Regions from separate parts of the Homo sapiens genome. Here region 2 is linked to region 1. The links are chromatin loops, found by intact Hi-C in ENCODE. Cell type or tissue: Calu3. All regions are shown on one strand. Each heading gives the region's core, and the rest is flanking DNA. Links, peaks and the distances in the headings are about the cores only. Region 1 overlaps KDM4C (lysine demethylase 4C). Region 2 overlaps KDM4C (lysine demethylase 4C).

Region 1 (16,034 bases), core at 3,404-11,403:
CGCAGATGGGCACACTGTGGGTGACCCCGTCACCGGAGTCCATCACGGTACCAGTGGTACAGCCAAAGAAGTACAGGGACAGCACGGGCTGGATGGCCATGTACATGGCTGGGGTGATGAAGGTCTCAAACATGATCTGGGTCATCTTCTCGCGGCTGGCCTTGGGGTTCAGGGGGGCCTCGGTCAGCAGCATGGGATGCTCCTCGGGAACCACATGCAGCTCCCTTTAGAAGGTGTGGTGCCAGATCTTCTCCATGTTGTCCCAGTTGGTAATGATGCCATGCTCGATGAGGCACTTCAGGGTCAGGATGCCTCTCTTGCTCTAGGCCTCGTCGCCCACATGGGAGTCCTTCCGACCCATGCCCACCATCATGCCCTGGTGCTTGGGGTGCCACACGATGAAGGGGAAGACGGCCGGGGGTCATCGTCACCTGCGAAGCCAGCCTTCCACATGCCGGAGCCGTTGTCGACGACGGGCGTAGCAATATCATCATCTATGGTGAGCTGGTAGCGGGTGTGGACAGGCAGCAGAGCAGTGAGGGCCAGGGTCTGTGCTCACGGGGCGGACGTGGTCTTGGCCAACAAGATGATTTTTAAAATCATGACAAAGAGACTATCGGCCAGATGGGGTGGCTCATGCTGTAATCTCAGCACTTTGGGAGGCCAAGGCGAGCAGATTGCTTGAGCTCAGGAGTTCCGAAATCAGCCTGGGCAACATGGCAAAACCCTGCCTCTACTAAAAATACAATTAACTGGGCATGGTGGCGCACGCCTGTAGTCCCAGCTTTTTGGGAGACTGGGGCACCAGAACCGCTTGAACCCAGAAGACGGAGGTTGCAGTGAGCCAAGATTGCATCACTGCACCCCAGCCTAGGTGACAGAGCAAGACTATCTTAAAAAAAAAAAAAAAGACTATCTCTTGAGTCATATCCCATGAGGCCACTTCTGTCCTGGCACCACACACGGCAGGATCTTACTGACAAGAAGATAGTGGTATATTTCTCAAAAACGACAGAGGCATTTTCTTAAGCAGTGACTCCTAAACAAACATTCTTCACGGCTCTGACAGATGTCAAAAAGTATAAATCACTGGGCTGCGGATTGGACAAACTTAAAATGGCAACCGCAGAACAGAACTCTTCACAATTCTCTTGGTCAGAATCAGCTAGTGAATAACTATCTCGTTAAGGCCTGGAGACTTCTGTCTTGCTTTGCTTTAGTACTGCCACCTGCAGCAGCTAACACTGATTCAGTACATACCAGGGAGCAGGCCCTGTACGAGGTGTTTTATTTATGTCACCTCATTTTGTCCTGCCAGCTAAACACTACCATCAACTATTATCAACACTGTTTTATAAATGAGGGGACTGCAGCAAAGACAGATAACTTGCCAAGACCTCACAGTTCATAATCACAGGGCCGGGGTTCAAGGGTGAGAATGAAAATTCTAACCCATGCTGGCTCTATTGTTTCTGAAGCCACGTGGCCAAACGATAAACCAGTAAGTCAACTCTGACTACACACTTTTTATATCATCAGGGAGGGAGAAACTTCCCTCTATCTCCCAATATCTAGGAAAGTCAGTACTTTGGTAACTACATTTTCTATTTTTTTTAAAAGACTCCCTGTCAAGAAGATGTTTTTAAAAATACTGGCATAGAGGAAGTGCAGGATATACTCACAGATATGCATTCTGTTTTTTAAAAAAAATAGGCTAAATAGAAATATTAATTTTATTTTACATATCTACAGATGGCTCTTGTAGAAAATCCTAAAGGGGCCCAAACCATATGAAGCCCCCCTTTAAAGGAGATCAATTATCTCAACATATACTAAAACAGCCATATCCCATGCTCAGAACCATCAAGGTACCTTTACATATGAAAAATTTAAAACACAATAATCTATACTACTTTACGACCAGGCACAGTGGCTCACACCTATAATGCTAGCACTTTGGGAGGCCGAGGCAAGCAGATCACCTAAGGTCAGGAGTTCAAGACCAGCCTGGCCAACATGGTGAAACCCCATCTCTACTAAAAAAAAAAAAATACAAAAATTAGCCAGGCAAGGTGGTGGGTGCCTATAATCCCAGCTACTACAGAGTCTGAGGCAGGAGAATCCCTTGAACTCAGGAGGCAGAGGTTGCAGTGAGCTGAGATTGCACCATTGCACTCTAGCTTGGGCAACAAGAGCAAAACTCCATCTCCGTAAAAAAAAAAAAAAAAAGGCCGGGCACAGTGGCTCACGCCTATAATCCCAGCACTTTGGGAGGCCGAGGCGGGTGGATTACGTGGTCAGGAGATCGAGACCATCCTGGCTAACATGGTGAAACCCCATCTCTACTAAAAATACAAAAAATTAGCTGGGCATGGTGGCGGGCGCCTGTAGTCCCAGCTACTCGGGAGGCTGAGGCAGGAGAATGGCGTGAACCCAGGAGGCGGAGCTTGCAGTGAGCTGAGATTGCACCACTGCACTCCAGCCTGGGTGACAGAGCGAGACTCCACCTCAAAAAAAAAAAAAAAGAAAAAAAAGAAAAAGAATAATCTATACTACTTTATTCATATTTTCTAGACTATTAAGCCCCTTGACAAATTCAACTTTTTTTTTTTTTGAGACGGAGTCTCACTCTGTCGCCCAGGCTGGAGTGCAGTGGCGCAATCTCAGCTCACTGCAAGCTCCGCCTCCCGGGTTCACACCATTCTCCTGCCTCAGCCTCCCGAGTAGCTGGGACTACAGGCTCCCACCACCACGCCCGGCTAATTTTTTGTATTTTTTTAGGAGAGACGGGGTTTCACCGTGTTAGCCAGGATGCTCTCGATCTCCTGACCTTGTGATCCACCCGCCTCAGACTCCCAGAGTGCTGGGATTACAGGCATGACCACCGCACCCAGCCGACAAATTCAACTATTTAAACTGTATATAATACAGTATAACACAGCATCTCAAAGTCATCATGTCTTATAATAAGCTTTTATGGCAGAGACTGCCTAAGTACTCAGGATCTAGTTTCACCTTCCTTACTAATGGACCTCATTTAATTGAAAGAGCAATATAGCTGAATGAAAACTGCATTTCCAGCTTCTCTTGCAGCTAAGGATGGTCACAGTACAGGGTTCTTTCTGGCCAACGAAAGGTCAGCGGTCATCACTGAGTAGAGCTTCCAGAATAGAGCTTTGAAGGACTACCTCAGCAGGCACAAGCCCTTTGTGCCCTTCACTCTTCCTCCCTCTTCCTTCCATGAGACATTCAGACATGATTATTAGGCTCAGGCATCTACCAGGAAAACATGAGGGTAAAGATCTCATCATAGGCCGGGTGCGCTGGCTTACACCTGTAATCCCAGCACTTTAGAGGCCGAGTTGGCTGGATTACCTGAGGTCAGCAGTTCGAGACCAGCCTGGCCAACATGGTGAAACCCCATCTCTACTAAAAATACAAAAATTAGCTGGGCGTGGTGGCACACACCTGTAATCCCAGTTACTGGGAAGGCTATGGCAGGAGAATTACTTGATCCAGGGAGACGGAGGTTGCAGTGAGCCTGGCCGACAGAGTGAGGCTCTGTCTCAAAAAAAATAAATAAAAATAAAAAAGATCTCATCATAAAGAAAGCAGAAGAATTGGGAGGAGTATGGGTCTATAATGACATCATGGAACCAACACACTGGCCCCAGGCTACTTACCTCAAATTTTTACATGAAAGAAAACTAAATGCCCAATTTGTTTCAGCCACTGATTCTGAGGTCTTTATTACTGGCAGCAGAATATTGTCTGACTGATATATTTCTTCGATAGTAAAATCCACAGATCCCCGCTTCCCCCACTGACTAGTGGATTAAAATAAGAAAAAAAATAACAGAGTCTATGACACTAACGTGATCTAACAAAAGGAAAAGTGAGTACCACTTAATTCTTGAATGGTAGCAAAGTATGGGCTGTACTTGAGCCTTTTCTTAACCACTAATACCTGGAAAATCCCAGTTTAAATAAAGAATATACCTGTTCTTCCCAATTCCTCTATACCACTCTGTGATTTTTCCTTCAGTTTCTCCCAGTTGTTGGTTTTTTCCACCTTGCTTCATTTTCTCTACAGCTGCTATTTCTTAAAGCAATGTCAGATTTAACACACTCTCATAACACATGGCAGAGGGCTGGTGCTACTGAGTTTCCCTTTTATTCTTCATAAAGAAAAACAGCCTAAGGTACTTCCAGTGGCCTCATTTTCATTCTTCATTCTTCACAGAATAAAATTCTGGATCATACACATAGGCACATTATTCCTTCAATGGAAAAGGAAAACTAACAATAATTCTCCTAAATATTAAACTATACTTCATCATTATAGGACATTTGGAAAGTAAACTTTAAAATATCAAATATATAAATCTGCAAAGAAGAGAAAACCATTTTATCATTTTAGTGACATCTTTCTCTTAAAAACTTGTTGTAACTAGCATATATTTAGAATCAGACTCCTGGCATTCATGACTCTAACTCTGCACCAGTGACCCCCCAAAAGCCCACTGACAGCTGGTGACTTATTTTGAAGAAACCATACTAGGATGCTGGGGTGTGGGAAGCAGCTCCACGACCTCCCTCATCTCAGCCAGACCTGCTGCTCTCTACCCTTGGGCAAGTGAATGAATTATGAGGGAGATTGTAAGCAATACTGGAAATCCAGAGTGGGCATTCCAAAATCTTGGAGATATATCTATACACGGTTATCCTGGTTTCCTCACATACCACTGTGTTACAAACATTTTCTTAACATTTTATTGTACATATTACTTCATGGCTTTAACAATTTGTATCCGTATTTCTCCTTTGTAACATGTAAGTTGTTTTACATTTTTTGCTGTAATAAGGAAAACACTAAAAAAAATTTTGGTACAGAAACACTGCCCCATATTTTTGATCATCTGTAAAACAGATTCTAGGAGAAGTTGTAGATGAATGGTTCCTTTCTGACAAGAATTACTTGAATCTTTCTACTCTATTTATAAATTCACCCCAGAAAAAAAACACAGGCTTTTATATCTTACAAAATTATAATAAAGATGAAATCTAGATTATCTTTATATTCCTTTTTGTGAAATGGAAAACAGCAGGCCCAAAGCAGGAACTGGGCTTCCAATAGATATACCTTATCAAAGCCCTTCTGTAAACCTGCAGGCAAGGCTGGGTTGCAGGGGAAATGCCCTTCTGACCAGCAGAGGCCTCAACAGACACCAATCCAAGACAAGAAGAGCTCCAGAGTATACACAGTGTTCAAGCTCTAACCATCCTTCCTGGTGACTGTCTGAAAGAGTAGAGACAGAATAGGAAAGGGGGGTCTCCCAGCTCTGCCACTAAGTAGGAGTCATCTAGGATAAACCCTAACATTCAGTCTGAGCTTCCTTATCTATCAATGTGTTGACTATTATACCAGATGATCTCCAAAGTTTTTTCCAGCTGAAATTGTCAATGACTTTATGTTCACCAGCCAAATTCAGCACTAAAACTCTCACTTTTCACCTCTGAGTTTCATGTTCTTTCTCCTTTAGTAATTCTCACTGAATTCTCACTGCTGTGTCCCTAATACTTTCCCACAGAAATCTGCCCCTCTAGGCATGCCAATCATCCAGAACTCACAAAACAGGCTCAGCTTCCTCATCCCTCACATTGCTCACCATGCCTAATGTCCATAATGCCCTGGATTCTCAGTACAGTCTTGTGGACTTTGCCAGTGCCCAGTAATCTTCACCTCTTTACACTCCTACTGTGTGTAGTATTCATGCCATCCACCAGGCTTCTGCCTGTATAGTGTGTGTTGTTTATCCCTCAGGGAAACCATTCATGACTCTCAAGCTAACCAGTAAGCTCCTTGCACTGGCCAACACCCACCATTGCTGACACGTCTCACAATCATCGATCACTCAGAGTGATTCTCCACACATATTTGTTGATTTATCAATTTACCAGGTTATTAAACATTTAAGTATGTTTCAACTGTGAAGTTTAACAGTTGAGAGGTAAAGAGAAGAGTGAAAAGAGAAACGGCCAATTCTACTCACATCCTATCCAACCCAATTTTTTTTTTCTTGAGACGGAGTTTCGATCTTGTTGCCCAGGCTGGAGTGCAATGGCGCCATCTCGGCTCATGCCAACCTCTACCTCCCAGGTTCAAACAATTCTCCTGCCTCAGCCTCCTGAGTAGCTGGGATTACAGGCATGTGTCACCACGCCCGGCTAATTTTATATTTTTTAGTAGAGACGAGGTTTCTCCACTTTGGCCAGGTTGGTCTCGAACTCCCAACCTCAGGTGATCCACCCACCTCAGCCTCCCAAAGTACTGGGATTACAGGCGTGAGCCACCGCACCTGGCCCCACCCCAAATTTTTAAACTATGTCTGACAGAAGATCAGACGGTCTCTACGTGAACATTCCAAGGTCAGTATTTCCTTACCTCAAGTGGCAGCCCAACCTGCTCTGGGGCAGATGTATTCCTTAGAAACTTATTCCAGAGATGGCCGGGCACGGTGGCTCACACCTGTAATCCCAGCACTTTGGGAGGCCGAGGCAGGCAGATCACAAGGTCAGGAGATTGAGACCAGCCTGTCTGACATGGTGAAACCCCGTCTCTACTAAAAATACAAAAAATTAGCCGGGCGTTGTGGTGGGCTCCTGTAGTCCCAGCTATTCGGGAGGCTGAGACAGGAGAATGGCCTGAACCTGGGAGGCGGAGCTTGCAGTGAGCTGAGATCACGCCACTGCACTCCAGCCTGGGCGACAGTGCGAGGCTCCGTCTCAAAAAAAAAAAGAAACTTATTCCAGAGACAGACTGAATTTTCCCACAGTGATCCCACCTAACCTTCCTACTTGCACCATTCTCAGGGGCAACAACCACATGGGCTTTAACTGCTCTTCCAACAATTCCTGCACCATCCCAGCTGTGCTGCTCTGGCAACACCCCTCTGAAAACACAGCTTCTAGAACTAACGGAAACATTCTGGATGCAATGTGACCAATAAAGCTGTCCATCACCTCCCCTGTCTGGATGATAACTTTTGGGGTCATGCAAGCTGACCTGCTTCACTAAAGAGCAGCCATAACATGCTAGCAGATAAATGAGCTGTGATTACCTAGAAGCCTTATTTCACAGAACTAAAACCTGAAAGTCACAATCCTACAAGCCAATAGCTCTCTCTCTGCGTCAAAACCTGTCTAGGATGACATCTTTGCCTTGGATGTGAAATTTAGGCAGTTAGTGTTCTGGCTTTGAACGATTTGTTATTTCAAAGTAAATGATATCCTGACATGATAAAAATAAAAAATGGAAAGGAACTCTCCTGGTGACTCAAACCGTTTAAACTGTTTTACCTCATTTGGAAACCCACAGCCTCAAATAAATTTGCTGTCCAAGAGCACCATCTGCTGGATGAAGGTATTTAAGCTACCCCATTGAGGGAGAGGGAAAAAAAGTCTATAGGTTAAATGCCACTATGTCTAACACCTTGGTGTGAAAAGATTCCCATGCCTCACCAACAGGTTTCTTATAAAGGAGCTCTTGATTTGACAAAATTCTAATACAAGAGAAATCTGGAACTGACAAAAATTCACTATCATTGAATTTAGTTCATCTTAAATATTGCTTATCATAAAGTAAACATTTCTGAGCTGGAAGGAACGAGAGAGAGCAGTTAATTCAATTTCTTCCCCTTGTAGATGAAGACTCTGAGAAAAACACAGAGCTTTCCTGAAAGTCACAGCTAGGAATGGCAGACATTGATTATAAACGAAAACAGGTCAAATATTCTGTGATGTTTAATAAAGTCTTCAATCTCAAGAAGCTGCAGAAGAATGGCAGAAAATGGGGCAGTGGGTGTCTGTGCAAGGTGCCACTCTCTCAGGTTAGCAGCGATCTGGCCACCCACTGTGGACTGTGCCCTGCCCCACACTGACCAACACAAGATCAGGAGCTGTCATACTCTCCCGCCTCCACCCACCCACATCCTTCATATTAGATTTATCTGCTTTCCTCTACCTGTGAAAACCATCCTGCCAATAAAAACAATAAAAATAAGATACATTTTCTTTTTTTTTTTTTTGAGATGGAGTTTCACTCTGTCGCCCAGGCTGGAGTGCAGTGGCGCGATCTCAGCTCATTGCAACCTCTACCTCCCAGGTTCAAGCGATTCTCCTGCCTCAGCTTCCCCAATAGCTGGCACTACAGGTCCCTGCCACCATGCCTGGCTAATTTTTTGTATTTTTAGTAGAGACAGGGTTTCACAATGTTGACCAGGCTGGTCTTGAACTGCTGACCTCAGGTGATCCACCCACCTTGGCCTCCCAAAGTGCTGGGATCACAGGCATAAGCCACCGCGCCCGGCCAAATAAGATAAATTTTCAATCATCTTGTTGAAGAACATCTATCATCATGGGAAAGCATTCACAATGGGTCAAACAGAAGGGGGATAAAACTATGTTCATTGTACCACAAAAATTTTTTTTATATGCAATTATGGAGCATTCATAGAGAAAAAATGGAAGGAAATATACAAAACAGTTTTGACAGCTGTTTTCTCTGAATGCCAGGATTATGAATGATTTTCATTTTCTCTATGTAATACCTTCCCATATTTTTCATATGTAATGTTTATATTAACAAAAAGGTAACTTTTACCTTAAAGTGGTGTAATTTATACTTATAGATTATCAAGAAAACTAAAAACAAAATGGAAAGAATAGGACACCAACCACCCATCCACCTAGTACGAGCATAGCAAAAAAAAAAAAACTTTTCCCCAGCTCAAGAAGAAATATATAAAACATTTATATTTTTTTGTATTAAGATTCTCCACAAGGCCAGGCACAGTAGCTCATGCCAGTAATCCCGTAACTTTGAGAGGCGGAGGCAGGAAGATCACTTGAAGCCAGGAGTTTGAGATCAGCCTGGGCAATATAGTGAAATCCCGTCTCTACAAAAACTACAAAAAATTAGCTGGGCATGGTGGCGCACACACGTAGTCCCAGCTACTCAGTAGGCTGAGGTGGAAGGATCACCTGAGCCTGGGAGGTGGAGGCTGCTGTGAGCTGTGATTGTGACACTGCACTGCAGGCTGTGCAATGGAGTGAGACCTTGTCTTAAGAGAGACAGAGAAATAAATAAAAAAAAGATTTGCCACAATATTTTTCAAACTGTTTTAAATTTTCTATCACTTTTCCATTAATAAATACCTGAAGATAACAAAAGCAATAGGCCAGCAAATTAATATTGAAGAAAAATCTTGGAGGTACAATTTAAAATATTTTCTATATTTTGAGATGCAGAGACATGAGTTCACATGCTGTCCACTTGTAAAATTTTGCCTGGTTTATAAGACAAAACACAGGACATGATGTACCCCAAAGAACTCCATGGCTTCCAGTTTGAGAATCACTGTCTCTGAAGGTGATTCGTTCTTTCAGAAACATATCAGGAATGCAGTTACCTGAAGGCCAATAAATAAAGATAGAACACAGTTACCTTGCCCTAAGATCTCTGCATCATCTATGTGCAATAGATAAGTCATCTTTTGCTATGTATCTTACCGAAGCAGTTGTCAAGGTGTTTTCCGAGGACCACAGGAAGACACGCAGACCTTGTCAGAGGGTCTGTGACATCAAAACTATTTTCAAAATTATACCAGAACATTAATTAGTATTTGCCTTTTTCACTCTCATGAGTATAGAGTTTTCCAGAAGCTATAGGACATATGACTTTATAACAGATTAAATGTAGAAGCTGATATAAAAATCCAGCTATCTTTTTTTTTTTTTTTTTTTTTTGAGACCGAGTTTCACTCTGGTTGCCCAGGCTGGAGTGCAATGGCACTATCTCAGCTCACTGCAACCTCTGCCTCTTGGGTTTGAGCAATTCTCTTGACTCTGCCTCTCGGGTAGCTGGGACTACAGGTGCATGTCACCACACCCGGCTAATTTTTTTGTATTTTTAGTAGAGATGGGGTTTCACCATGTTGGCCAGGCTGGTCTCGAACTCTTGACCTCAGGTGATCCACCCGCCTCGGCCTCCCCAAGTGCTGGGATTATGGGTGTGAGCCACCGTACCTGGCCACAATCTTCTATTGAGCTAGACATAAGAGATTTGAAAAATGTAAAATAATGTGACTCTTCCTACTAATTTTTTAATTGGGGAAATACAGTCACCTTTTCTTTTTCTGTCTGCTCCTCTCTACCCTATGGTCACCTTGTATAAAATAATGTATGTTGATATATAATGGACTGTTTTAATGAATTAAATATTTTTTAAATATTCTCTTAATTTTTTTTTTTTTTTGAGACGGAGTCTTGCGTGAGCCACCACGCCCGGCCTTAATTTCTAATACAATAAAAAACAATAGATATAACCTCCTTAAATGAAAGTTATTTGAGGTTCACAATAATTATTACAATTGTAACAGGGCCTTAAGATGAAAGTTTGAGAACTACTGTCTTGGAGTAAAAGAGTTCAGAAAAATGCACACTGGGGAAGCTCACCTGAACCCTCTTCACCCTTCTCATCCGAAGCCCTCCCCAAGCCTCTTGCTGTAACTAGACCATCTTGCTGCAGTCTGTTATCAGATCACAATATTTTTCACAGCTATTTTTCCAATGCCATGCACTCATCAGACCCTATGCTAGAGACTGGAGCTAGAGAATACATGAGAAATGACACCTGTCACCAATGAACTCAGAGTCTACTGCAGAAGAAATAGCCACGAAAAGAAATACCACAAAAACAAATACAAGTAACCTTCATCCTCTGTTATCATTTTCCAACTATTTGCTACAATAATTTTTTTACCCAATATTCACTGTCCAAATCAAAGACTCTCTATGATGGTGTCCACCAACAGAACTGTTTCAGTTGTATACAAATCTAGGTCAGAGAATATAGTCTGCAGCTAAGTTGTATCTCAGATGTTTTCCCAAAAGGATTATTTCTAGCGCCCACATTAAGTGTATTGGCATTACTGCTGTCATCTTCCCATCAGTATGAGTGAAAATGTCTCCTGAAAAAGTAGAAAAACCCGAGGAGAAAGTAAGTGAGCATATGAGACCTACAGAAGCCTACGAAGAGTTGGAAGTGATGGTGCGTACTGAAGGAAGGAGGCCCATCAGATATTAACTTGACATGTCCCAATCTCTTCAACATAGCAGAGTTGCTCCTGAAGAGCTTCACCATGTGACTCAAGATTTTGAAAAACTAGAGAAATTCCTTTTGCAGTGGACTCATAGCCATTCTCAGGGTAGGAGACCAATGATTATCTGGCTGGTACAGGAGAGGGTAGGGGACACCTTTGGAGATCTGGAGGCAGCAGCAACGAAGGAGCAACGTGATTCAGTGAAGGAGCTAAGTTTCAAAGCAAGTGCAAAATGGTCTGAAACATCCAACAACAGTGTGAGATAGCAGAAGTTGAAGGTGACAGGTAGGGCACCATCCCCTCACAGTGAAGTGTGGCTACCTTCCTCCAGTGACCTGCAGAAAACTATCATCAAAGATGGTTACACACACAGGAAATTCTCAGTCTTTATGAAATGCTATCCCATAGGTTTATTACAGAATCCAAAGGCTAAATTGCTCCATGGGTACTCTGACAGTGAGGATAAGCTACCCCCTTTTGGTGCAAAACATTGGTTCCAAGGGGCCACTGAAGACTGACCTGCATGTTATGCTATGAGGCATTTAAACTGGAAAGCCAGCACGATGGAGAATAGAGATGAGGATGAGAGGAGGAGCTATGTGTCACCGCTCAGCAAAGGGAAAATCTTGCAAAGACGACTTGAATACACACAATACACTGGAAGGTCCATCTAGGGTTATAGATTATGAAGGTAATAGCATGAGCAAAACATGTAGAACTTCATTTTATACCTCTATTTAATGAAGCATTACCACGAGAAGAATCATCATTATGCTACACAATAGGTATTGCTAGAAATGCAGCCCAAAATAGGACAGAACACAAACCTGATGATCCTTTGTCACTGTACTAACATAGGTAATGCTGATGTCTATTCTTAGCTCTCACACACAGAAAAAAAGAGATGTAGCTTTGCCTTCAAAGGTCGATGCAGGTGTACATGGCTACTGGCCATCTCAGCAATGTTATACCTTCTGTCTTTTCTACAGACATCTGCTGACTTGCAGGTCCTTTAGCCAAATCTTATTTTCTCTCAGTCCCTCTTTTATCTTTATCTTTGTGTGTTTGTTTTGTTTCCCGAAGAAACTCCTGTGCTGCGTCTAACAGAAGGCTGAGTATTTTAATGTAAAGGCTTGTTAACAAAGGCTAATTAAAACTTCATCGGCAGACCAGCCCTTAGTGAAACATAACAAAAAAAAATCCAGATCTTAAGTTCCTTATGTGTATGTACTGTTTCCAAAGAATCATCTAGGACTTACTCAGGACCAAAGATGGCTCTATTTCTAAGATCTTGTTTTAACTACAGAAGGTTCCTGAAATTACCAAACACTCCAATTTCTTTCTTGCAATGAATCAATGTAGTCAATTATATTAATCTCATCCTCCTGAGAACATTCCAATTTTATTTATATCCCATCTATCTCAAAAAGGATTTGTACAGTCTTCCCCAAGAACAAATAATTATCCTCCATATAAGGGGCTGACAAACATTTTCTGCAAAGAAACAGTAAATATATTAGGCTTTGAAGGCCATATAATCTGTCACAACTAAAGCACCTCTGCCACGGTAGTGCACAAATATATAATATGCAAATGAAAAAGACTGGGCTCCAAGAAAGCTTTATTACAAAAACCAGCAAAAGGCAGAACTTGACAGCCAAACCCTGCTCTTCAATATATACCCAAAGGCTGGATTCGCCCCATGCCTTTGAGAGTCTTGGTTTTTTGGTTTTAAAAATAATAACTTGCTTAAGTTGTGTTACTGTTGCCATAGGTTACTGTCCATGGTGTTCAGATTTTTTAGTATAACCTAAGGAAATCAAGCTCTGAAAGCAGCAGCAGAATAAAAGAGGGGCCAGCCGGGCACAGCAGCTCACGCCTATAATCCCAGCACTTTGGGAGGCCAAGACAGGCAGATCACTTGAGGCCAGGAGTTAGAAACCAGTCTGGCCAACATGGCGAATCACGGTCTCTGCTAAAAATACAAAAATTAGACAGGTGTGGTGGCATGCACCTGTAATCCCAGCTACTCGGGAGGCTAAGGCAGGAGAACTGCTTGAACCCGGGGGTGAAGGTTGAGACCGCGCCACTGCACTCCACCCTGTATGACAGAGCATACTCCATCTCAAAAAAAAAAAGAATGAAAGAGAGGCTAAGACCTGACAAAGGGCTAATATCCAGAATCTACAAAGAACTCAAACAAATTTACAAGGAAAAAACAAACAACCCCATCAAAAAGTGGGCAAAGGATATGAACAGGCGCTTCTCAAAAGAAGACATCTATGCAGCCAACAGACACAAGAAAAAATGCTCATCATCACTGGTCATCAGAAAAATGCAAATCAAAACCACAATGAGATACCATCTCACACCAGTTAGAATGGTGATCATTAAAAAGTCAGGAAACAACAGATGCTGGAGAGGATGTGGAAAAATAGGAACGCTTTTACACTGTTGGTGGGAGCGTAAATTAGTTCAACCACTGTGGAAGACAGTGTGGTGATTCCTCAAGGATCTAGAACTAGAATTATCATTTGACCCAGCCATCTCATTACTGGGTATATACCCAAAGGATTATAAATCATGCTACTATAAAGACACATGCACACATATGTTTACTGCTGCACTATTCACAACAGCAAAGACTTGGAACCAACCCAAATGTCCATCAATGATAGACTGGATTAAGAAAATGTGGCACATATACACCATGGAATACTATGTAGCCATAAAAAAGGATGAGTTCATGTCCTTTGCAGGGACATGGATGGAGCTATAAACCATCATTACCAGCAAACTATCACAAGGACAGAAAACCAAACAATGCATGTTCTTACTCATAGGTGGGAATTGAACAATGAGATCACTTGGACACAGGGCAGGGAACATCACACACTGGGGCCTGTCGGGGGTTGGGGGGCTGGGGGAGGGATAGCATTAGGAGAAATATCTACTGTGAATGATGAGTTGATGGGTGCAGCAAACCAACATGGCACATGTATACCTATGTATCAAACCTGCACGTTGCACATGTATCCTAGAACTTGAAGTATTATCAAAAAAAAAAAAAAAAAAAAGAGAGAGAGAGAGAGATCAAGACACAAGCCAGGGGATTTCCAGGCCCTCTCCCTCTTCTGTCGAGGATGACTATTCTGATCTAGTCCTTTAAAAACACCCTCACCCCTAATTCCTATGCTATATCCCAGCTGGATGAAAACTACCATGGCACCTTCTCTGCTCCTTAAAAGATTTGCCTGGGGCTAAGAGACAAAATTCAGACTCTGGAACAAAGCAGGTGGGGCTGCTGTGGGGCCATGGGTCAGATCCACGACCCAGGACCACAGCCCTGTCTCAGGCCCCTCTCCCATATCCCACAGCTGCTATTCGAGTTTTTCCTCACCCTCCTATGCTCCTGCTCAGCAAACAACCTGCAATTTCAGCAAAAATACTGACACTGTTAGGTGTGGTCTCACCCTTCAATTTACCTAGCTCTGGTCCCACCTTTCACTCTCTCTCCTTTCACTGGAACTTAGTCATCAAAGCCAAGTTCAGATGTCGTCCCCACTCCAGAAAGTCTTACTTGAATGCAGGCCTGCTCATACTGCCTCTCCCGCAGGCTGCAAAGAGTCAAGCCCACTGCACCAACTGTCCCTCCACCCCACAAAGTCTATGAACTACTTGAGAAGCAGGATTCGTATCCATCTTTGCACCTTGCACAAATTACTTCTCTTATCTCCCCATACCCTCTCCAAGAACTCCCACCCCCACCAAAAAACGGCTACGATTTTCTTACCATTCTTTTAAGATTAAGGTAAATAGCTACCACTAGAAATTCAAGGAAAAAGGAAACTGCAATTTGATGACTCTATAATTCGTTTCAAAATAATGCCATGAACCACGAGAAACCAGTTCTTGGTACAATTTAAATACTGAACTAAAGAATTAAACAATATAAAGATAAGACAGTCAACAGCAAAACAATCCATGGGCTTTTTAAATGCACATTCATTACAATGAATTCAAACATTCCTGACAGTAAGCAATTATTACACTCACTCTACATCATGCCCTTTAATGCACTCTTTTCTTTTGTTATTCTTTGTCTACCTCAAGGCGGGTAAATACAAGTTATTTCTCATTTGTTGAATTTAGGTGTCTTGAGTGTGATTGGTTTTGTTTACCAGAAGCAGTTTACAACACTCCTCTCATGTCTTTCCTTATGCTACAAAAGCATGAAAATGTCAGTCCAACTCAGGAGCTGCTAAATGCTTCCACACAGCCTGCAGAAATTCTATAAAATACTGCCTTGTAGGTCCTACCAAAATGATACATTCCCAGCTCTAAAACCTGTAAACGATGAGGATGTTTTAAAACTGCGTGTTTACAAACCAGTGGATTTTGTTCATTGGATTTTAATAACAAAAGTTACACAAATCTGAAGTCTAAAGTCAATGTTCCCTTGAAGAAATGCCAATGAGTAAATGGCTTTCAAACACAAGCAGTAAATTGATAAGCACTGCAAACCAAAGTCCATCAACCTCATCTTTACAGTCAATGCTTATGCTATTTCACTACCAAATACATACAGCTAATTCAGGACATTTTTGTATCAATTTTTCTGAAAATGTTCCCAAACATGCTGCTTCTAACTCTTAATCATATATACAAAAATAAGGGAACAAAAAGGTTAATTATCTTAAAAGAAAAAAAACTTAAGATTGAGTTTTATTTTATTTTCAAGCACTCAGACATGCAACTTTCAGGCCAGGATCTGGATGACCCATCAGCTCAACCTTCTTCTCAGAAGCCTGAACATTTGCCAGGTTACAACGCACAGGAAGAAACTATGGAGAAAGTACAAAATATACCCAT
Region 2 (16,034 bases), core at 4,560-12,559, 80 kb before region 1:
ATCACTCAGAATAAAAAAGGTCCGGATAACTCTGTAAAACTTTCAAGACACTTCATAGCCCAGCTCCACCCACCCTTCTAAACACACTACACCTCAAATCACTCAGAAGTGACTGTCAAAAACACCTTACCACATCTAGCCCCCATCTTTACTCAGGTTGCTGACTCTCTCCTTCCAAATATATACTTCCAAAACACCATCCAATCTTCACCAGGTCAAATATGATGTCTCTCACAAAGCTGTCCAAATTCATGCCATGTTGGAATTAAATTCCCCCCATCCTATAACCCTGATTACCTTGTACTATTTTACAGCATCTGTCAGTGATAAAAGCCCAGCCTGTCATTAATTCAAGTGCTGGAAAGGAGTCTTTGCGAGCTTCTCATGCCCCAGCATAGGTCCTTCCATGATGGCAAACTGCAACCTGACACTTGATAACGTCATCACTATTAACAGGCAGCTTCCAAAGGAAGCTGGAAGTGTAAAACTAGCCCTTTCCTTGTTCTTCGAAGGCTATACCTTGGATACAGGGCATAGCCACCAAGACTAAGGCTCCAATAAGGTCCAAGGAATATACAAATTGTTGTAGCATTCGAGGAAAGAAAAACAAAAGCAGTCTCTTTATTCTTGAGACAGTCAAGTGGATTATTTCCCGTATTTTTGTTATCTCTCTTAAGGGTTAAAAATAATCAAATTTTGCCAGTAGAATAGCATAATATGTGTCAAATACAATTAGGAAAATGACTTCTTAATGACTAGACAGTAACAATCATTTTATCTCTTTTGAATTAAAATGGAATGTAACCCCGAACCTCAAAGTGGCAGGCATCTCCAAGTGTTCATCACAGTAGTAGTGAGAAGACAATACAGCAAAAATGATTGCTTCAGAGGAAGGTCATTTTCTTTTGTTACCTAATGCTTTACTATGCAACCCCCTAAACCCCTCACAGGAAATCTGAAGCACCTAAAACAAACTCTCTTAGGTAGATGCATGAACACCTGTTTTGTAAAACCTAAACAGTAGAAAGAGATCACGTGCTTCTTGCATATTTTTACCAATAAGACAATATAGGGTGAGCTGCATTCTAGCAAATTAATAAAGTATCTTTGAAGTAGTAAAGGAAGTTTAAAATTTTTCCAAACTAAAAAAGCACCCCACAGAAAATTCTATGATTTAGAACGTTTTATCATGTTAATTTCAGTAAGACTAACTCGAGAATTTCAAATTGTGCCCCTTTTTATAAGTCCAACACTTAATTCTTAAAATAGAGAAAGATAGGTAGACAGCAAAATCAAAAAGACTCTGTCTTAGTACATTTGGGCAGCTTTAACAAAGCAAATTACAGATAATTCACAAATAATAGAAATTTACTGTTCACAGTTTTAGAGGCTGGCAAGTAAGTCCAAGACCAAGGTGCCAGCAGATTTGGTGTCTGGCGAGGGCCCATGCTCTGCTTCAAAGATGGTGCCTTGTTTCTGTATCCTCACATGGCAGAAGAGATAGAAGGAATGGGGAAGGCGAATTTGCTTCCTCAAGCCCTTTTGTTAGAACACAAATCCCATTCATGGGCGTGGAGCCCTCAATGCCTAATCATTTACTACAGGCCCCACTGCTTAATACTAGTGTATTGGGGTTTAAGTTTCATCACTAATTGTGGAGGGACACCAATACTCAAACCATAGCAGACATAATAATAAATACAAACAATGCTAATGTTTTTTAATGTCAAAAGGCACTCATGAATTGGTCCAATACCTCTGCACCCCTCATTATAAGCACTGATCTTACCAAAAGCATGTGGCATATCATAACGGTATTACAAGTAGCCAGGAAATGATGTACTCATCTGTTACTGTCTTAGACAATGCTTTATTAAAATGGGAAAATATGGGCCAGGCACAGTGGCTCATGCCTGTAAGCCCAGCCTGTAATCCCAGCACTTTGGGAGTCAGAGGCAGGCAGATCACCTGAGGTCGGGAGTTCAAGACCAGCCTGACCAACACGGAGAAACCCTGTCTCTACAAAAAATACAATATTAACTGAACATGGTGGCGCATGGCTGTAATCCCAGCTACTCGGGAGGCTGAGGCAGGAGAATCGCTTGAACCTGGGAAGCAGAGGTTGCGGTGAGCCGAGATTACGCCATTGCACTCCAGCCTGGACAATAAGCGCAAAACTCCGTCTCAAAAAAAAGGGAAAATACAAAATGTACTATGTTGTAAACAAATAACAGTCTCAGGCTTTCAACTGCAAACAAGGATGATGGAACAGAATTGAAAAAGAAACGCAGAAAGTGCAGTTGCTCCTAAAGGAGTGCTTAAACCCTGACTGTTAGCTCATTCCCTGCTCTCAACTCTCATACTATCCCTTCCATCTACATTAACAGTAATATGTGTCCATTAAAACCGCATAAACTATCAGAAACTCTGACATTAGTGTGGCCTCAAAGGATGTCAAATACACCTTATTACTTTTTATAGTAACTGTTTGAATTGTCATCTGGGAATTTTGTGATTCTGCTTATATGGATTATCATAATAGAGTAGAAACTGTCCAATTTTTCCCATGTGCTAGCTTTCCTGATAAGAAGGAAGGAAAGGCAGCCAGGTTGGCTGTCACTGAAATGACTCCCCTTGGGCTCTGCCACACCCACCAACAGGGCAGGAGGACAAGTGAAGTCCACTGACCCACCCTTCAGAGAAGAGGTATAGGTAACAGCCCTTTGCCTGCCTCTCACAAATCCCAATGGAGAAGCGCACTGTACATGAAACGTATTCTTCACCAGCTGGCGCAAGGTATGAGCTAAAGAAGGAAACACATGATAAAAGCCCATTTTGCAAACTAGAGCCTAAGACAGTGCATTAGATTCTTTAAATGTTGCACTACATCACAACAAATGGGTTTGTTTCACCATATCCTTCAAGATTACCTAATTACTTGTTTTAAATCAACTTGCTTGCATTTAAATTTTAATACTAGGAAACATTTTAATGAAAGGGTTTTTTATTTTTCATTTCATATCCCTGGGTAGCTAATTTTTTGAAAAATATAATCAAGTTATATTATCTAGAAAGAAAATGGACAATTCCTTATCCCAGAATAAGTACTAGTGCTTTATTTGTTTAGCTGCAAACACAGAACTAAAACCATCGTTACTTAACCAAGGTTATGTCTCAAGTATGTCATAGTTTTCACTTCCACTGATTCCAGGGAGGACTGATACGACCAGTATTTTCTTTGCTTTTTATTTTTTATTTTTTGTTAAATTCCTCAACATACTGAAAATGCCCACTGATTTGGAACAATATAGAAAAGGTACCATACGAAAAACTCCAAGAATATCACAATTCTTGAAATATCAACAATAGAAATAGTGAAAAAAAATATTCTTTTCCTTATTTCTTTATCAAAAGTAGTTAAAAAAAGGATTAAAAAACACACATGGTAACACATAGGGAATACCAACACATCTCCGGGAGCAACCATCAGTTCAGCAGACACTAATACCTGCTATCCTCATTAGAATCCAGTTACTGGGGAAAGAAACAACCTTACAAACATTTCTAAGCAGAAATGCCTTTGGACTATAGCAAAACCAAAATTAGTTAAAGCTGCAAATATATAAATTCTCTCTCTCCCAGTATATTTATTACCCTTCAGATAGAACAATGAACAATTTGTACATGGGTTTTCTTTACTTTCAATCTACTCCATTCACATACATTAATGATCATTTCTGTTTTTATCCACTGTGTTTGGCAGAGGCATTTGTATTCATTCATTCTACAATGAATGCCAGGACTATGAGCTTCCTGGAACCCTGCCTCAGAGAACAGCGCCTATGTGAAGCATGTCAAGGAATGCCAGCATGGTGTGTACATCTTCTCCAGCAGTCTTCAGAATAACCCTAGGAGACAGTACTTTATCACACAGGGGAGAGGTTAAGGGTCCTGACTGCAAGAAGTGACAGCAAAGCTGAGCTGCATGGTATCAAGTATTCGTTAGTCTGGGGAGGAGCAGCTCAACTTGCTGCTAAAGGAGAATGCAGAGAAGCATAGAATGGCAGGAAAGGAGGAAGGGGCAGGTGGGCAGGAAATAAGGCTGGCCAGAAACAGCAAGGCACCATGAAGGCCCCTCCCTGGCTCTGCCTGCACCTTGAGAAAACCTCTTTCCTAAGGTCACCTGCCATCTTCCCGTTCTGTGCCAACCTCCTGGGAGAAACCTTCACAGATGGTCTGGCTACCATCTAGTTTTGGCACTGGGTTTCCACCTTCCTCACAAACCTCACAAACTGCCCCAAGTCCTGGGCAAAAGTAGGGGAGCAACCCTGCAGAAGGGCCTCATGACCTAAGAAGCCAGAACCAGGATCCAAAGGACATGGGGTGTTTACCCCCTCAGGCAACAGTGCCCAGTCCCTGCCACCTCCCCGAGCCCCAGCACCAGCCTCCTCCCATGTTCTTATGCAGAGCCAGAAACATTCAGCTGGGTCACACACGTTCACAAACATGTCCTTTGCAATACGTCAACAAAAGCTTCATGACCACAATAATTTAATTAAGTTTTTAGATATAATAACTTATTTTAGAGATCAAGGAGATTAGTCAAATTTCTCCCTTTTGAACTAAATATGAACATTTTATACAAGTGCTAACATTGTTAAACAGGTCTGACTTATCTAGCAGAGGTAGGAAGTGAAATGTATCATGAAGGACAGGCATGAATTTCAACTATTTAACACTATTCATTCTAAAATTCACTAATGTACTAGCTTATTTTCTTAATCGGGATATGTAATTCATCAAAATCATTAACTAGCTTGACAGCCCACAGTCATCATTACAAATATCAGATGCAATTACGCACACTGAAGAATTATTGATATTTATACTCCTGTTTGAAGCTAGAAACAGGTAATTTATCCAAAGCCTCAAATCTAGCAAATTATGGAAACTCTAATCTTTCAGATTCCTCATCGCTGATCATTTTCTACCTTCTTGTCTTTTTACTTCCATATTAAAAGTTGGAGGTTTTTTTCCCTCATCCTCTAAGTGATGGCATAAAAGTTTTTTATTAATAGAGCTATACATAATTTTAAGTAAATTAAGTAATTTAAGCCAGCCCTTTTAAAAAAATAATCTGTTATTTTTTTCACTGCACATGTGATAACTGGTTGCTATAGAAATATTTTAAAATAAAGATAAGCAAATTAAAACCCTGCAAAGATGACGCTAAAATTTAATAAACATCTTTCTATAATTTGTAATACAAGTAAGCATTCAAACTAAGAAAAGATCCTATTCTATAACCTTTCTTTAATCCATGACCGTGTATTACAAACATCTATCTACACATATCAATAAACGTACCTCCACATCATTTTTAATGCTAATTAGCATATCATGACTGGATGTACCATCATCTATTCAACTATCCCGCAGCGTTCAACATTTACTTGCTATCAATTTTTTCAGTTTCACAATCAACACTGTGAAGACTATCCAAATAAATACATTCTTGGGCAACTACTGATTATTTCCATAGGACAAATTCCCAGGTGTGGATGCAGGGTCACAGGGCACACATTTCTAAGGCTGGTGCCTTGGCATGCTCTGGGGTGTACTAATTTGCATAGTTTAAAACTGCACTGAGTATTTCCATTTGTCTTCTGCACCAATCTGAGAGGTGAGAAATGGCACTAACCTCTTTGCATTTCTATGACTACTAATGAGATTATATTTACGTTTTGTAGTTATTTGCTGACTATATTTCTGCTTTAGTGAACTGCCTGTCTTTTGCCCAGTTTTTCTAATTTTGGTGTGGAGGGACCCACAATTGTGCCTCTCAGTGCTTTAATTTTCTCTAATAAGATGGGGGTAATAACATTATCTATTCTATAGGACAGTTGTAAAAATTAAACAAGTTAATGTAAGTTCAGCCTTATGCCTGACACAAAGTAAGGACTCAATGAAGTTTAGCCATTTAAAGATTAATGAATTACAAATGGGAATTTCTTTATATATTAATGTAGTGCTGCTTCTCAAACTTGCCCAAAAACGACCCCTAATGGCAAAAAAGAGTAACTCATAACCTCATGGCATCTGAAGGTAAAAACCATGCAGCATACCAGATGTATCAAATTTCCTTAAAACATGGTTTTATTTTAAAATATTCAAGTACATTTTATATTCAGCTTCAAAATATTTCAATTTTACCATATTTTCCTTCTCACGAACTTGCTATTAAGTGACATCCAGGGATTACTTGGACATGCACCTTATTAAGGATATTAACCCACTACCTATCATATACTTTTCTATTCAGCTTGCAATTTTCAAAGATATACGTGAAATCTTCTTTCATGGTGTCCACCAATGATGTGCCGCTTCAAAAGTCTTGCTCCACTCAAGGATCAAATAAATACTCCCCTATATTTTCTTCTAATATATTTAACATTAAATATTTTTTTAAGAATTTTTTAGCGGGACAGAAATCCAAATTTGTTTTTCCTCACCCTCTTTTGCTGTCAAATATACTCTAAAATACTAAAGACTTCAAAATAAGTGTATATATTTACTTGTTTCATTAAATGTTTTTACAAAGTCTGCCATGTTAAAAATACGAGTGAAAGCTTATTTTTATTTTTTTTTTACATAAATACAAACTGGAGAGTATTCTATAATTTTGGACACAGCATTTAATACAAGAAATCTTTGAAACATCAGACAGTGGCAAAGACCCACCTACCCTTCTGGTGATTTTTCATGGGCCCTGCTGAATAGCTTGAGTTCACAAAATCAAATTCCTATCCCAATATGCACAATGCCACTGGATGTGCTAGATCAGATGGTCATCACACACCCAGATTAATGATCTACAGCACTACAGAAAGGTGTTACACTTGAGAGCCTTTTGGGTCCAGTAAGAGGGGCAAGTGCAGCACTTTGCAGCTCTCTGTCCCACCTCCATTGCCTAACTACATCTGTTCTCTTGGCCACATCGTGAACTCCAGGACATGCTTCCACTAGCACAGAGCTACAGCTGGACAAGAAGCAGACCCCTCTCTCTGCCTATCCATATGTAGCTGATTATAGAATTACATTCTTTACTTTCTAATACTCTCATGTAGGTTTTAGCATTTTCAGTATGTTTCACATATTTGTTTTATTTTCAAAAGAAAGAAATCAATTTTTTAAAAAGTTCCTGGGGCAGATCTGGTAAACAAAAATGGGAGAATGCACTCATGGTAACTGTCACAGGACAATAAGAGACAAAGGGAGTCCAAATTGCTTTTAAGAGGTTAATAAATATCAATACCTCGTAGAAAGAAAAATGTTTATTACATGCCATGTGTCAGTCACTACTCCAGGAGTTTACTCTCATTATTTGATTTAATCATTACAACTAACCTATCATTATTGTTCCAATTTGGTATTATTATCCCAATTTATAGATGAATTGCCCAAGATGATATTACCTGTAAATGACAATGCTAGGATTCAAACCCAGGCAGACTAAATGTCCTCTCTTTACCACTAAAATCTACTTAATGTCCCCAATTAAGCTAGGTACCTCCCCACCCCCCACCTCAGAAACTTAGCAAAAAGAGGCCTCTTTGCTAAGTCAGTGCTACAAAGACTACATCCTCCCCCCAAGAAGATCTTGTCACACCTGGTCCCACAGGGATGTGTTCTGCCCTGATTCTCCGTGGCTAAATGGAGCATGTTGGGCCAGGTGGGGTCCTTCCGTGGACGCCCGTTCCCACCTGTGCCCCACTCAAGCCTCATTCTCTCAGTGAAAGAATGAGTGGTGGGGGACCTGCACACACTGCTACTTGTCAGCTTGTAAGGCCCTCCCAATACATTCTATTTCATTTTTGTACTGTGTGTGCCTGTCTGTACCCACTTCGCACAGCAGCTACACTAAGTAACATGTAGAGATTAAACACATTAACAGTTTGCAATAGATTTGGAAGAAAATTATAACCTCATTTCACAAAAGACAGCACTTCAACTTGATGGTATTTTAGGTTAAATGCACAAACTTCCTACACATAAAATGGGCACTTCATTTAAGAAACAACTAATGTAAAGGGAATATAAACAATAGTATAAATAGCCCTTACTACATTAAGTTACATCCATTTTTATCATCTTCTCTTCAATATAAAACATACCGATTACAAATGTGTAACCAATAAATATCTTCTAAGACTCTAGGTCAAGGTTATAAGGAAAATCCATTCCTTACAAAGGACTTTGCAGGAAAAAAAATGTATGAAGCGACACTGTCCTCTGCTGGTGAATTTTCCACACTGTCTATGAATCTTTGAGTAGAAAATTTAATATGTTAATATTTAAGTACCATAGTCCATGATACAATTTACAGTCTAATAGTGACTTTTAATTGTATGAAAATGTTAAACAAATACATAGCCAAAGCCAATACAAAATTTCAGGCTGTTTTTACAACAAGGAATAAAGAACGCCATTTTATCTGAATATAGTTTCAACACAGAATTCCACTTTACTTCTTTCAACAGCATTTTGAGTTAGTAATTGTATTAGTGCTGTTTACTTCCATTTTAGAATCAACGTGAAATGTCCCTTAATTAGATATCAATTATTAATTATAGAGTAATGCTTTAAATGCTGAAAAAGTCCTATGAGTAAAGACACATATTTATACTACCCTCTTCCCCTAAAGTTTTGGCTACAAGTTAAATATTCTGGAGGAAACAAATTTTAAAACATCTCTGCTATGTGTCTATAAGATGCATTTAGACATTGGTCCAGAGCTCTACATGTACAGATACTACTGAAAACTTTAACAATAATTTTACTGAATTTTAAATAATACATGAAAATAGACTTGCAAAAAAAATAAATAAATGAATGTCAACCTCACAGAAGTAGACCGCATAAAAGATGAGGGTTTGCCTGTCTGTATCTCAAGTTCATTCCTCTGGCCATAGCATTAACCATGTTTATCTTTCATTTATTTTTCATTCAATTTACATATTTTTAAGATTGCTTTTTAAAAATACAGCTTCATGCTAAAGAAGTATTCCTTAACTACTCTTTGTCACATAACAATATATTTTGAAGATCATTATCACATCAATACATACACCCTGCTGTTTTTAACAGCTGTATAGCAGAGATTTTTCTAAAAATCTATTGAGTCAATCCTTTAATGCTTGTAAGCATATTTTCACAATAGTAAAATTGGGCAGAGGTGTTATAAATGACCTTGTTTAAAACTGGTTACGAGAATAGTTTCTAGAATCCTTGATCCATATCATAAATCTTAGATTGTTCCCATGAAATAAAATACCTATCTACGTCACCCATATAAATAAACAATACTATGCAATGCTGTTTTCATTTTTGCCATACTAATATTTAAAGGCAATTTCATTTTAAAATTCACTTGAGTCTACAACTGTGCACAAATAACTACAAAAATCATGTAATGCCAAACACTTTTAGTAACCCAAAGAGAAATTTTTAAAAACCAAACCTGCCTGGCACAGTGGCTGACACCTATAATTCCAGCACTTGGGGAGGCTGAAACGAGAGGATCACTTGAGCCCAGGAGTTCGAGACCAGCCCGGGCAAAAAAGCAAGACTTCATCTCTACAAAAAATGTAAAAATTAGCCAGTCATGGCGGCATGTGCCTGTAGTTGTCCTAGCAACTCAGGAGGCTGAGGTGGGAGCACCTGTAGTCCCAGCTACTAGGGAGGCTGAGGTGGGAGGCTCTGGTCAGTGTACCAGCCCTTTGCCTCAGAGACAAAACCATTGAGGCAGAAGACTTGGAGTCACTAATCTCCCAATTCGCCCATAGACTCTATTGAGACAACAACAGGTACTTAGGAACGGTATACCACGATGCTGAGAATTCCTTCCATAGTGTTGCCTGGAGAGGTTTACCCTGTGGAGTTTCCACAAACGAGAAGTACCATTTACTTCAATGCTTAATAATAATTACTTCTAAGAAAACAAATCTGACACCATCTGCAATCATGTCCATCAGTTCCAGAAAGCAAACGGAGAAAAAAAACAAGGGAAAAGTGCTCTCTCATCATGAAATCAACACACACAGCATCATGTTAATCTACAACTAAACTTGACATGTGCCCTTTGAAATTCTATGTCTGTATACTTTCCAACCTCAAAATGTTTCTTTGAAAACAGAGTGTGTTGCATCTTCCCAATTTTCTCGGTAAGTAGCTATGCGTCACTTACTCAGTCATTTGAATCTGGGCTCCAGATTCTCCACAACTCAAAGCCTGGATACTTTCAGAAATATGGATCTGAACTCCAAATCATTTTCTTCGTTTACACAGAGGCCACTCTAACTGGCAGGATCCTCAATGTGAACATAAAATAAAGGGTAATAGGAATTGAAGGAGAATCTGTGCTCAGCACATTTTTCAGTCTGAGGGGCTGAATGAAGTCACAGGCTGATTTAGCTTTGCCCCAGACACCTTCCATCTCAATAACACCAGCAAACATGTCTGTATAGTAACTGGATCAAAAAGCAACATAAATTGATCACAAGGACCCTACACTATAGAAATGCCATTTAAGATACCCTGCTATAGTTAAACCCACCTACAAATCTGAGAACGGCAGTTATCTGTTACGAAGTCTTGGTCATGCTTTCTCAAAAGAATCATTTTAGGGCTTAGGATTCAGCATTAATTCTGAAGGTCATAAGTGTATACAGCACCCAAATTCAGAAGAACCTCTCTGATATTCTAAACAAATGTCAAAGACTAAAGGAGGAAACCATGTTTTCTGAAAATTATGACCATATACCTAAGTATGTTCCCCCAAACTAATGGCTGTAGTTGTAAGGCAATCTAGACATTTCAGGACAATCAACACTTGGTAGAGTCAGTTTGAGGGGAAATTATACAACCGAGAAGAGTTTCATACAAGGGCTAATCAGGGTTTAGAAGTGTTTCTTCATAGTCTTTTCCCTCATCTATCCCTCAATCTCCTGCCAAGACGGCCTCCAATGTGTATCCCTGTTGGCATACTGATGTTACATTTGTTCCTCGTTAACTATATATACTATGGCATCCTCAAAAATAGAAAAGCTTGCATTTAATTTTTTAATATAGATGATATATACTCTTTGGCTGTTTGCTCTTTTAAGAAGCACATCAAATTAAAGGATATTTTAAGCACCATCTGCTCTCTGCAACAATGGACAATAATGTTTTAAATCTATAGTATCCTTTATGGTTATTGCAGTTAGCATTTTGTTGTGCTGAGGATTTTTTTGTTTGTTTGTTTTTTGTTTAATGTAGCCCTCCTTGCCTAGGCTCGTACTTAGAAACCAAGCTAGGTTTTTTTTTCTTTTGTGTTATTCCCAGTTTAATTTCCCATTGCCACAAAACTGTTGACTAACGCCGTTTAGTTACTTTTTCCTCTCGTATCTTCCAAATTCACTGGAATACTCCTTTATGATGCCAGAGAAAGGCATTACTAAAGGAATTTATTAAAGTTTTTCTTAAAAATACATTCCTTCAAATATACAGACCCAGTTATAAATGCTGTCATTCAGTAAAACAGAAACTGCAAAGGCATTATAAATCTCTTCCAGTATTAACTGTAGTGGAATAAGCCGAGGTGACAGGTGTGGACACAGCCCATCAACAAAGACAAGACTGGACCCGTGCACCAAGCACAAGCCCACCTACCATCTGCTCTGCACCCAGGGAATGCAAACAGAGCCATGAGCTAAGGTGTTCATTTTCAACATTCTGATTTGTTAACAAGATCTGTGCAATGAACTCTTATGTACTACTGTGGTTCTGTGATGCCCCTCAAAAAAAAAAAAAAAATCCACTGCAAACCACCTGTCACATTCTTTTGGGATACGCTACAACAATTTTCTTGTAGTAAGTATCTATAACCCAGAAATGTTTTACTTGCTGTAAATGAAAGACATATATAGATATAGGTATAAATATATAGATAGACATAGATACAGATTTTTTTTTCTTTTTTTTGAGATGGAGTCTCACTCTGTTGCCCAGGCTGGAGTGCAGTGGCACAATGTCAGCTCACCACAACCTCTGCCTCCCAAATTCAAGCAATTCTCCTGCCTCAGCCTCCCAAGTAGCTGGGATTACATGTACCCACCACCATGCCAGCTAATTTTTGTATTTTTCGCAGACATGAGGTTTCTCCATGTCAGCCAGGCTGGTCCTGAACTCCTGATCTCAAGTGATCTGCCCACCTCAGCCTCTCAAAGTGCTGGGATTACAGACGTGAGCCACCGCGCCCGGCTAATGAAAGATATATTGAACAGAATGATATATTAAAGACATGGCAAAATAATCTATAGGATCTTGAATAACATTGTGTAGATTTTCGAAAAGATACAGATATATGCTGATATTTTAAGAGATATACAATGAACTGTTAACAGTTTTTTACCTTTAATAAACTAGAAAGGGTGCCATTAAATATTTTTATTTTTACAAATTTCAACAATGGATATTTGGGTAGTAATATTATTAGCCATAGTGATTTCCTTTCCAATGCTTTTCTGTAAAATTTTTAAAAATTACAGTGTATGGACACAATTGGTTATTCAATGATTCCTATATCATTGGACATTTTAGTTACAATTCTATTTTCACTGATAAAACTGGCACTACAACAATCACCTTTTGCCTACATTTCTGCTCATTTCCTAAGAGTGTGAGAAAATGGTAAAAGCGCAAGAAGATGTTTACCAAGACTGATGCACACTGCCCACCTTCTCTTCAGGATGCTTACTCCAATCATATTCCTGCCAAGAGAACACAGTGCCCACTCTACCAACTACATTCTCCTGGGGACTGGGCATTTTCTTATTATCTTTACTAATATGATTTAAAAAAAGAAAAGAAATCATTATATAAGTTTGAAAACTGTTTCAATTTTATTTACCTTCAAAGAAACAAGTTTTCATGCTATTTCAATAATCAACAAAACAGTCATCTTTTTAAAAAATTAACACTCAAAATCAAAGGACAACCCTGAATATGCATTCCTAAGAACTGGGAATATGCTGCCAAAAATCAATGAAAATGATTATCAGGCCTTACAAAAATACCTTTTACGAAAATTTTAAACAGTTAATAGAAACTAATTGGGTTTTTTTAATCGAATCAAAAAACCTGAAGTATATGAAACTGATGTGGGAAATACAGTCAAAGCTTAGCAGTAATCTCTACCATCCAGGATGGTGTTTTTTCCAAGGGATTACAAAACACGGCCTTTCAAATTCAACAAGGGGCACAAGAGCTACACTGTGTTTCTGAAGATATAAGCAACAGCTCCTTCAAATTCCTTCTCTCAGCAATCTGGTCCACAAAAACCCACTGTTAGTTATTGGCACTTCTTTTCATACTGCCTTCATTTTAGCAAAAAAGTACACCTGAATGCGAGTGAGAAGTCAGTAAAACTATCTAATATCCATCTGCCCAGCCTGCTGTTGACACTTACCCTGCAAACACTGTCCCCACAGACACTGTTTCTCAGCACCTCAGGCCTGAACTCCACCAGTCTTCCCCCAAATTAATATTCAGGGAGTTCCCTGACATAAAAATGACCCACAATGAGTCACTTCCTAAATATGTACTTGGGGAGAGGGACATGGTGCCAGGCGAGTTCTCCCATCACCACCCGCATCCTCACAACCTGTGAGGCACAAGTGAACGCCCTCTTTACAGGTAGGAAAACTAAGCCTCACAGAAACATGTCATTTGCCCCAGGTCACACAACTATTCCACACAGAACGACAATTCCAACACAGTCCCAGGTGATTATGTTGGGTTTTTTACGTGCACTCCTGACAGCCATCAGGACATTTACTAAGCTCTTCAGAAAGAGGTATATACAGTGCATTCCTATCTTTAACATCTACTCTATTTCTTTTCCAACACTCTCCCTTCCTCCCCTTAAAAGTACTACTGGGCATGTTTACTTGATCATGAAATATGTGGGCACAATTCTATATGTGTTCACAACACCTATTAATTCTTGGAGAAAAGAGACTGTAAATGATATATGTACAAAACATTACACATCTCCAATTTATAAATAGATATTAAGTTAATGTTTTGGAACTCAAAATTCATACTGGTGGAAAAAAATAGAAGATGCAGAAGAACCCCAACCCAAACAACAAAGGCCTAATTTAACTCCCTAAAAACCCATGGCTCTCAACCCACAGCATCCACCAGAGTCACAGGAAGATTTCAGAAATGCAAATGTTTGTCCCTTATCCTCAGATATTCTAATCCTACTGATTTTGGTGGGGCCAGGGGTCCATACTTATAATGTTCCACAGAGCTGAGAACATAGACTGAAGTCTGTAAGCGCCACTATACAGAAACTACATGTCTTACTTAGTTTTTTAGCCACAGCACAGGGCCCACCAAATAATAGGTGCTAAAAGTAAATATGTGTCACGAAATGAGGTATCAGAAGCACATATTGTGGCAGATTCTGTCAATGAATCTTTTTCCTTCTTTCTTCCATCTTTTTCTTTCTTCTCCACAGGCAGAGCCCCTTTCCCTAAAAACACCAGTTACTCGCCAGTTACCTTTCCAGCCTTTCTAACAGTTGGCCACAGGACATAAAAGGATGTTTTCAAGTGTGTTTCAAGGAAAGATTTTCCTCGCAAATGGGGGTAGATGAGCCTAGTTCTCACACTGTCTCGCTTCCTGCCCTTGGCAGCAAGATGTCTGAAGTAAGCACAGCTATCAAGACAAGCCTGCCCAGAGACAGTGAATCTGAAGGACAGGAACTGCATGAGACCTCATGAGGTTGCTGAGCTGCTACACCAACCCTAGGAGCACATATCTGACAATCCCTTATGTGAGGTAAGAGCCCTTTTGAGATAAACCACTGTGTGTCACCTCAGCAGAACCTGCAGGGGTGGAAGTGCAGGAAAGCCTGCATGGATGAGAAGCTGTGGGAAGCCAGGGCATCTGACTATGGCAAACTCTGGGGGGTGCCCAGGGCCCTGCTGACTCTCCCACCAGTCCCTCCTTCCCTCCAGGGGTTGGCCAGCCTGCTTCTCTCAAACGTCACCTCATGTTCTGCCCACTGCTTTCTCTTCTGGGTAATCATGAGCCAGAAAACACACTACCAACTTTTGCCTTCTTCTGCAGTCACCATGTCTAGAATAGAGCCTTTAGTAAAAATTTTTCCTATGTGTTTACTATTATAAACACTGAAAAAATATGGAAAAGTCCAAACTAAGGCATTAAAAAAAAAAAGAATCCTAAAGCTTCAAAAGTGCTACACTAAAATTTGGCCCCTGATAATCATACAAACATACATTGAGATAGGTGGCCCTTAACTTTGACCTCATTCTCTATACACAAGTCCTTTTATCCAGACAGATGCCTCAGAACTTCCCCACACACACTTGATAAAATGAAAGAGAAGGTAGAAAACCTTTGCTCTCACCCCTACCGCCTTAATCAAAGAGCAAAGTCAAAGCCTCAGAGTTAACGACGGTTGCACTACAGACTAAAAAGGAATTCACATGTAGGTTTATCGACAGAGAAGACGAATCCAAAATAACATGTCCATTGGCTTCTCTTTGTGTTTTGAGACAGGTCTTGCATTGTTGCCCAGGCTGGAGTGCAGTGGTGTGATCACGGCTCACTGTAACCTTGAACTCCTGGGCTCAAGCAGTCCTCCCACCTCACCCTCCCAAAGTGCTGGGATGACAGGCGTATGCCACCATGCCCCTGGCTCCACTGACTTTAGGAATCCAAACTCAACCAATTGTGAGATAGAGTCCAAAGCCACTTGGTGGTGACATCAGCTACAGCTTTCATGGGACAAGACCATTCTGAATCTTCAAGAATCTTGAGAGTGATCCCACAAATCACACACGTGGCTGGCGCTTATTTAAGCCATTACACCTAGAAAAATGAGTCCAGAAGGGTACAGGACATTGGGGGCAAACCTACATCTAAGCCGGGCCTCACTGCCCTATTTTCTTCTTCAT

Evidence for each region. A loop is a pair of places that touch in the nucleus more often than their neighbours do. Peaks named below come from ENCODE experiments on the same cell type or tissue, not always from the same donor. Only the 100,000 strongest peaks of a DNase experiment are listed, where the experiment ranks them.
Region 2: it touches region 1 in a loop (6-fold over the local background); 11 of 110 quality-filtered maps call a loop at or near these places.

The regions. Positions count from the first base shown.
Region 1 is chr9:6,818,920-6,834,953 of GRCh38, reverse strand. All of the region lies in intron 4 of KDM4C (lysine demethylase 4C), which reads right to left. It also overlaps the pseudogene ACTG1P14. Among named protein-coding and RNA genes, the nearest start is that of KDM4C, 69 kb to the right of the region's middle. RefSeq lists an enhancer at 1-353. In Calu3, for the core only: no CTCF peak of the experiment used is centred there; a DNase peak (open chromatin) is centred at 7,403.
Region 2 is chr9:6,900,229-6,916,262 of GRCh38, reverse strand. The region is part of intron 8 of KDM4C (lysine demethylase 4C); the gene reads right to left. Among named protein-coding and RNA genes, the nearest start is that of KDM4C, 150 kb to the right of the region's middle. In Calu3, for the core only: CTCF peaks have their summits at 7,983 and 8,254 (motif pointing left); no DNase peak of the experiment used is centred there.